Linked DNA regions of Homo sapiens: region 2 is linked to region 1. A link is a contact called in ENCODE Hi-C or POLR2A ChIA-PET data. All regions are on one chromosome and are shown on one strand. Each heading gives the region's core, a stretch centred on a gene start or an enhancer-like site at or near the end of the contact. The rest is flanking DNA. Distances are from core to core; before and after follow the strand shown.

Region 1 (3,893 bases), core at 723-3,222:
TTCCCCGTAGTCACCTATTGTTATACTCTGAGTGTTAGGCTCGTTTTGTAGCATGACTTTTGGCATGTATGTATCTCAAACTATTGAGTGATATTTTAATATTGAAACTCTTATTCTACTTCATTCATTCACTCATGCATTCAAATTCAATTTTAATTCAGAATTTGCTAAATGCTAGACATCTCAATACATTATTGTATATAATCCTATAAAATAGAAAATTGCTAGGTGCTCAGAGAGGTTGAGTAATTTGCCCAAAGTTTTACAGCTAATAAATATAAAATCTGGATTTAAATCCGGATTTACTCCAAAATATGTGAATACCTCCAGAGATAACATTGAAGACAAATAGAGACAATGATGCAAGTTCATAAACCATGGAAATTTCTGGTAGAAAATGGTAGATGGGCCCCAGAGGAATACAGAGAATGTGTACTATGGGATTTTAGGAAGGGACAAGATCATACATTATGAATTACTTCATATCATAATTCGTTAACTACGTGTTTATCTGGCTCCTTAAGAAAGAATAAAAAAAGCTAGATAATCATATGAAACACATTATGCATAACTCAGTTTTTTTCTTGTTCTTCAAACTTCTGTCAGGTTAGTGCTCTCAATATCTTCATTTGGTAAGTGAGATGAGGAGATGAAGAGTAGTTAGGGTCATAGTGCCCTGATCATACTGAGTTTTCACCTAAATAGGAATTTCAGTGCTTTGGGTCATCTATTTTGTTCCCCTCCTCCCGGCCTACCCCCCCATTATATTGAGCTTGAGACTTTTAACAGAGATAACTTCTGACCACGCACAGATCAGCACAAATGCAGATGTGAGCAGCTAGAATTTGGATGCTGCCAAATTGTGATGACTGCCACATGTGTGAAGCTAAAGCTTAGCACCTGATGACCCACTGTGAGTGTGTGGGGGGGCCAGAAGAGTGAAAGGCAGGTCAGAGATGGAAGACGCCTCGGAGTTTCTCAATGGCAGTACCTTCACCTTGCAGATGCAGAAATGGAGGTGGTTAGAAGGGGTAAGACTTACTAAAATTCACACAGCAGGTTAATGGCTCTCTGAGAATAATGGCAAAACAAGAACAAGGCTTTATACCAGCAATCTACAGTAGTATCTACTTTTATTTCCTACCTTTCCGTTGGCATATACTCACACTGATAGGCTTGACAGGCAGATAAACCTGTATTTGAAGGTCAGCAGGATTAGTTGTGTGGCCTTGGATAAGTTACTTGATTTACTTGGGTCTCAGGTTTGTTGTCTGTAATAGAAACCATACCCTTTTTCTTTTCTTTCTTTCTTTTTTTTTTGAGATGGAGTTTTGCTCTTATTGCTCAGGCTGGAGTGCACCGGCATGACCTTGGCTCACTGCAACCTCTGCCTCCTGGGTTCAAGCGATTCTCCTGCTTCAGCCTCTGTAGTAGCTGGGATTACAGGCATGAGCCACCACGCCCAGCTAATTTTTTGTATTTTTAGTAGAGACAAGGTTTCACCATGTTGGCCAGGCTGGTCTCAAACTCCTGACCTCAGGTGATCCACCTGCCTCAGCCTCCCAAATTGCTGGGATTACAGGCATGAGCCACCGTGCGTGGCTGAAACCATACCCTTTTAACAGGACTATACCAGTGTACTGTTCAATATACAGAAATACTATCACCCATCTGATTAATAATCCTTATCACAGCCCAATGAGACAGGCACAGATGTTCTGCTTTTCAAGATTCTATTTCCTAACTTCATCTTGACAGTTGTAAGTCTCTTGCTTCTCAAAGTTTGGTCTGAGGACCGGAAGCATCAGCATTACATGGGAGCTTGTTAGAAATGCAAATCTCAGATCATACTCTAGAACTTCTGAATGAGAATCTCTACTTTAACAAGAGCCCCAGGTAGTTCATATGCTCATTAGTGTTTGAGAAACATTCACTTCGGCCCTCGCCCTATTTCAAGGCTATTGCTGTGGTGTGCTGACAATGCCTGGCATGCTGCCAGCATTCTTGGGGCATGCTGTACCATGCCTTGAGATAGCGGGGTCCGGGGGGCGGGGATGCTGTGAAGTCACTCCTTGGGAATAATGGAAGACTGGGTTGAAGGGATCCAGCAGGCTTTATCTTTTTAACACCCTTCATTTCCTTAGAAGTTACTATTCAGAAGGGGTCAAACTGGGATTGGATTCTAAGTCTTTCTGATCCAAAGTCCATGTTCTTTTCATTAAACCACGATGTCTCAGTCAAGAGGAATGCTGGGTTGTGGGTGATAACTGTTCATTCCCTGTAGTGTGAATATTTCCACACTGGCTGCTTTACCCTATTACTCAATTCCTAGAGGGGAAGAATTTTTTTAAAAAAATTTAAAAAGCCTGAGTTGAAAGCCAGGATCCTGCAGCTTAATCAGTTATTTTTGCTTTTTAATGAGGGTGACTATTGTGAAATAAGTAATTATTAATTACTCAAAACTAATGAAATATTTTAGTTTCCTTGCTCAAAAAGCATATGGATGCTAAAAGAAAGCATATGGGTGCTTTCTGGGAAGCATATTGGTGAATGGACAAATTACAGTGGTGCCAATATGCCTTTGCTGTCTGGCTGGGGCCATCAAAACGTGTGCTGGCATCTGAGTCCTCGTGTGTTTAAAGGGATTTTTTAAAATTCCCATTTGATAAGTGCCTGGGGTTGCCTCTGGAGTTACACAGCGCTGTCTCATCAATCTTTCTGCCATGCTTTCACTCAGACATTACTGGCTGAGTATAAACTCGGTATAAACCTTTGCTGTAAGTAGCTTCTGTGGCTCTTTCTTTCCAGATGCCTCCTATCCTCTGCAATAGGTTCAGTGGGCCTGCCCCATGGATGGCACGTATGGAGACTTTGTCTATACAACATTTTACCACAGTGGTAAAAGCAGTAGCCGAAAAGGTGGCAGCACTGAGACCTGTTTGCTCCATCAGGGACTCTGTCTGAGGCCCTCGGCCAGCTGTTGAATTGCTGCACTGCAAATTTCTTACTTGTAAAACTGGAATGATAATACCAGTGCTCCTGAGCTCACAAGCATGCTGTTCATCCAATTTGCAGTCCATGCCCTTTGCTCTTCCTCTCCTTTCCTTCATGCCTCTTCTCCTTTGCTGCACGTTCAGCTGGTCTAGTAAAAAGCTTGATGGATTTGGAGGTGGCTGAAACCATTTTGCTTGCTCTGGGGATTGCACACTTCTGAGCTTGTCAGAGGCAGGCAACATGGCATGTTTTAGAAGATACTTGGCTGAGTGTCCACGAACTGTGGCTCTCAGACCAACGTGACTTAGTAATCATTTACTCAACACCTACAAGCAAGGTAGCTTGCTAAGAAATTGAAGGAGGGAGCTGGCGGGTCTGTGGAGGTGAGTTTGATTCAGGGCCAGTCAAGACTTGGTGTGATGTGTGAGCTCAGTAATTATACTTTGAGAGAGACAGAATTTGGAGAACTCTTTCCTATTGGAGGTTTCTTATAGAACTAGGGACAAGAGCTGGCTTTGAAAGATTATTAATTGGACTTTGATAAGATATTACAAGGATTTGAAGAGTAAGTCTCTGTCAGGCAAAAACCAGCTTGCAGTGGGACTCGGAAGCAGGCAAATATCAGGCATGGCTGAAGAACTGGGCATCAATCACAGACATGTGTAGCTGAGAGAAATCACTTCCTTTTGGTGAACCCTAGACTCTATCTGCAAAATATGAGCTTTGAACAAGATAGTTCTCAGGAAGCCTCAAGAACTCTAGCTGAAATTCTACAAAGTCTCTTATCACACAGCCAGGTTATCCACTTAGCAAAATCCTGGCACTAGAATAGCAGCAATGGAGCAAGGCCTGGGACCCAGGTGTCCTGCCTCTATTTTATATTCTTCTTACTGTCCACA
Region 2 (3,893 bases), core at 361-2,860, 230 kb after region 1:
TCTGCCTCACACTTTCTAGATTTGTAAGACTTAATCTGAAAATATCTTTGCTATTCATTATGTATAATTGTAGGGCTTTGGATTTAAAAAATCCTAATTCTGTTATTTCCCTGACAATAACAAATTATTCTCATCTAATTTTCTCTTATGTGAAATAAGACATACACCCTAGTTACTTCCATGCCTAATATGATTGACAAATCTATATGTTATCTGAATTGTGAATATATTTTCATACATATAGAAGTACATGTGTGTATTTCTTGAAATCTAATGGTCAATATACACTAACCAGTTATTTCTGGGATTTTGGGAACAGGCTTCTTTCTATACTTCTCTACTTATCTTTAAATTTTCTCTAATGAGCCTACTTTGCTTTTGTTTTACATACAGTAATTAATATATTTATAAATGTATGTATACTATATATTTTAATAAATTTATATAAGTATATGTATGTATATACATATGTTTTGCAAGTAAAAAAACTTTAGTAATAAATATCTACAAAGGCAAATTAAAAACTATTACATTTTTTCTCCCTCCCTTCCTTTCTACTGTTTCCCTCCTCTCCTCTCTTTGGTTTCCTTCCTTCCTTTGTTCCTTCGTTCCTTCGTTCCTTCCTTCCTTCCTTCTGTCCTTCCCTTCCCTCCCTCCCTCCTTCCTCCCCTCCCCTCCCCTTCCTTCTTCTTTCTTGCCCTTTCTCTCTCTCTCTTTTCCTCTCCCCCTTCTGTCTTCCTCTCCCCACCTCCATCTCCCTCTCTCTCTCCTCCCTCCCTGCCGCCTTCCTTCTTTCCAGAAAGTCACTAACCAGAATCTTTCACAGAATAAACTGTGAAACCTAGATCTTAAATGTACTACAGTAGAAAAAGAGATGAGATTTTTGAAAGATGATGGCTTGTCCTTGTCTCTGTACTTGAATCTATCTCAAAACAAAGATATAACTATTGTTTTTAATAATAATTTCAATATAGAGTGACCATCCTTGCCTACTACCCTGAAGAGAGAGAGCATTTACACATAAGACTGGTGGTTGCAGTAAACCCCTTTCAAGTGGAGTGGCCACTATGGTCCTTCCTCTTCCCTTCCTTCCTTTCATTCCCTTGCCCTTTCCCCACTTTCCTTCTCTTCCTTTCCTTTTTTCTTTTAAGGTTCATAAAATCTTGATTGGCCTCCTTCCTAGCAGCCAGGAGTTTGGGTCCCTAATAGCTAAAGCTTATATACTTTATTTTCTTCTTTCTCCAGATGGCTGTGGCTATGAATTTTACTCCCCATCCCAGGACTACCCCTGCTATACTGACACTAATTTTCATTTTATAATACTGTCTTCATCAGTCCATGCTATGCTACTAGTTTTAGTTATTATAATATTAACTTAATCCACAATGAAGGCGACAGGTTTTTTTGTGTGTCTTACTTTTTAAAGGGGAAATATTATCTCTCACTTTAAGGAAACTAACTTTAGCAACTCATTCCCTCACTTTTTTTTTTCTTTCAACTTGATTTGTTCAACTAAGGAGACCACATTTAGTACTTGCTAGCTGAGACTTCTGTTCTACAATTCTGAGTTAGTTCCTCATCCGTCCGACCCTCTCTCCCCGTGGTGCACTGAGTCACAATGTGATCACCAGCTGCATGTGCTGCTATTACACACAACACATTGGCTAGCAGAGGAGCCAGGATTCAGCCTTGGAAGTACTTTCAGGCAAAGGTGAAGACCCTTTCCCCACTCTAAGCATCTTTCAGTAGTTTAGTGTAGCTGATATTAATGTTATAAATGGTCATTCCTAATCCTGTCTCAGTTCCAGCCCAGATGGAGTTTTGATTTTAGAAAATCATTCAGTGAAATGTATTTCCTGTGCCTGGTAGTCATTGATCACTTACCAAAAAAAAAGGGGGTAGTGGGAGACTAAAAATAAACTTATGATAATTCACATACACTTAACCTTTACTGACTAATACCAAAAAGGGAATGAAGCAGGCTCTGCTGACCAGCACTTGCAGATGGATTCCAGGAACGTGGCTAGAGCTGCCAAAGCCATCGCTGAATCCTGCCAAAAGCATCCCAGGGGATTTTACTAAGGGTGGGGAGAGCAGGGAACATGGAGGTGTGTGTGTGAATTTGTTTTAAAACTCTCTTACTCAACACTGAGCAGTGGGAAGAACACTGGGAAAAAAGGTCGGAAAGTGACATTCTAGACTGGGTTCCACCCAATCTCTATGACACTGGAAAAGTAATGTGTCCTCTTTGGAACTTCAGGTATCATGTGAACAATAAGGGTGTCATATTAAGGTCTTAACATGTTGAAATGTTAAAAACATTCTGTAATTACTTAAATTATTTCAAAACAGAAAGATCATACATGTTCATCATGTTTCTGTGTTAACTGGACAAAACTACACTAAAATTAAAGAGCAATAAAAGCAATCGTGTTAAAATTTTATTTTTAAATATAGTACTTCTAGTAACTGAATATCTAACTTTATTAACAATTCTAAATCTCGCTTTTTTTTTTTTTTAAACCCCAGTGAGGCTGGGCACCGTGGCTCACACCTGTAATCTGAGCTCTTTGGGATGCTGAGGCGGTATGATCCCATGAGCACAGGAGTTTGAGACCAGCCTGGGCAACATAGTCAGATCCTGTCTCTACAAAAAGTTTTTTAAATAGCCAGGATTAGCCAGGCATGATGGCATGCACTTGTTGTGTCAGCCACTCTCATTGGGGGTTGGGGGGGTTGGGGGTGGGCTGAGGTAGGAGGCTTGCTTGAGCCCAGGAGGTAGGAGGTCAAGGCTACAGTGAGCCATGACTGTATCACTGCACTCCAGCCTGAGCGACAGAGCAAGACCCTGCCTCTAATTAAATAAGCAAATACACACACACAACACACATATATAAAATAAAATAAAAACCCCAATGTGTTAAGATCTCAGGTTTAAACCTCGGCTTATACAAACCATAGTACTACCGTGCAATAACTGAATTGACAAGGTACCAACACCTATTTTAACCAGAAAAATAACATAATTGTGTTATATTTTCCATGAGAGTCATACTCTTGAAATTAAGTATTTTCTCAATAGAATTGTTTCTCAATTAAAAAAAAAAACTTACTCAAAACATTTAGTATTTAATTATAATTATAGGCAGATAAAATTTATAAAAGATTATCAGTAAGATCAAGAACCTCTGCCTCTTTAATCATGTTTTTCTCTACCTTTTGCTGGTCTCTTCCTGATTTTGATGACCTCATTGTCTATACGAGTATTAAGACATTTGGGGTAGCTTTTTATGTTGTGTACTTTCTTTCCTTCTCCTTATGAGATGGCTGACACCTTCTAAAGGATTCAGAGAGTTTCCATCTTATTGAAAGGTCCTTATGAAAATTCACTGGTAGTGTTCTCAGCTTATACTAGGAAGGCATGTTTCTTCAGAAGCAGTATTTGTTGTATTTAGGGTGGGAATCATTATGTAGCAAGAGTGGTCTACATATTGGTCTTGCAGCAACATCAGCACCCCTTATGAATGGTTTGTTTCCCACCAAAAGTCAAAGATTAGCCTATATGATGGATGATGGCTACAGAAAATAGTGCCAGAAAAACAGAATCAGTAGAAGATATATATTAAGACATTAATTGGGAAGGAGTAGCTTGCATGATTTTGTGGGCTGGCTAGGCAATCTAACATCTACAGATTAGGCAATTAGGAAGGGCAGGCTGTAACTCCGTGGCATGAGATGAAGCTACTTGCCACAATGAGAATTCCTTCTTCTTTAAGGAATCCTCAGCTCTACTTCCAAGACCTTTCAACTGATTGAATCAGGCTCAACCAGGTTATCTAGTGTACTCTTCATTACTTAAAAATCAACTGATTAGAGGCTTTAATCACATGTAC

The links. A loop is a pair of places that touch in the nucleus more often than their neighbours do. ChIA-PET counts read pairs that join two places held with the same protein, here RNA polymerase II (POLR2A). Pooled maps may share reads with other maps.
Region 2: a loop to region 1 is called in a map of cardiac septum, with 2.2 times the contacts of the local background. The contact joins two enhancer-like sites. A Hi-C loop is called at or near these places in 2 of 168 maps with a recorded cell type or tissue (cardiac septum and heart left ventricle), 1 of 37 single-sample maps with no recorded cell type and 13 of 50 pooled maps. POLR2A ChIA-PET finds 5 or more read pairs at or near these places in 1 of 52 experiments (activated CD4-positive, alpha-beta T cell).

What each region holds. Positions count from the first base shown.
Region 1 is chr3:188,346,844-188,350,736 of GRCh38, forward strand. The region is part of intron 3 of LPP (LIM domain containing preferred translocation partner in lipoma); the gene reads left to right. Among named protein-coding and RNA genes, the nearest start is that of FLJ42393, 170 kb to the left of the region's middle. Within about 2 kb of position 1,973, at least 22 of the 41 ENCODE cell types and tissues checked have a DNase peak (open chromatin) inside an H3K27ac peak, as active enhancers do.
Region 2 is chr3:188,577,146-188,581,038 of GRCh38, forward strand. All of the region lies in intron 6 of LPP (LIM domain containing preferred translocation partner in lipoma), which reads left to right. Among named protein-coding and RNA genes, the nearest start is that of LPP-AS1, 10 kb to the left of the region's middle. Within about 2 kb of position 1,611, at least 14 of the 41 ENCODE cell types and tissues checked have a DNase peak (open chromatin) inside an H3K27ac peak, as active enhancers do.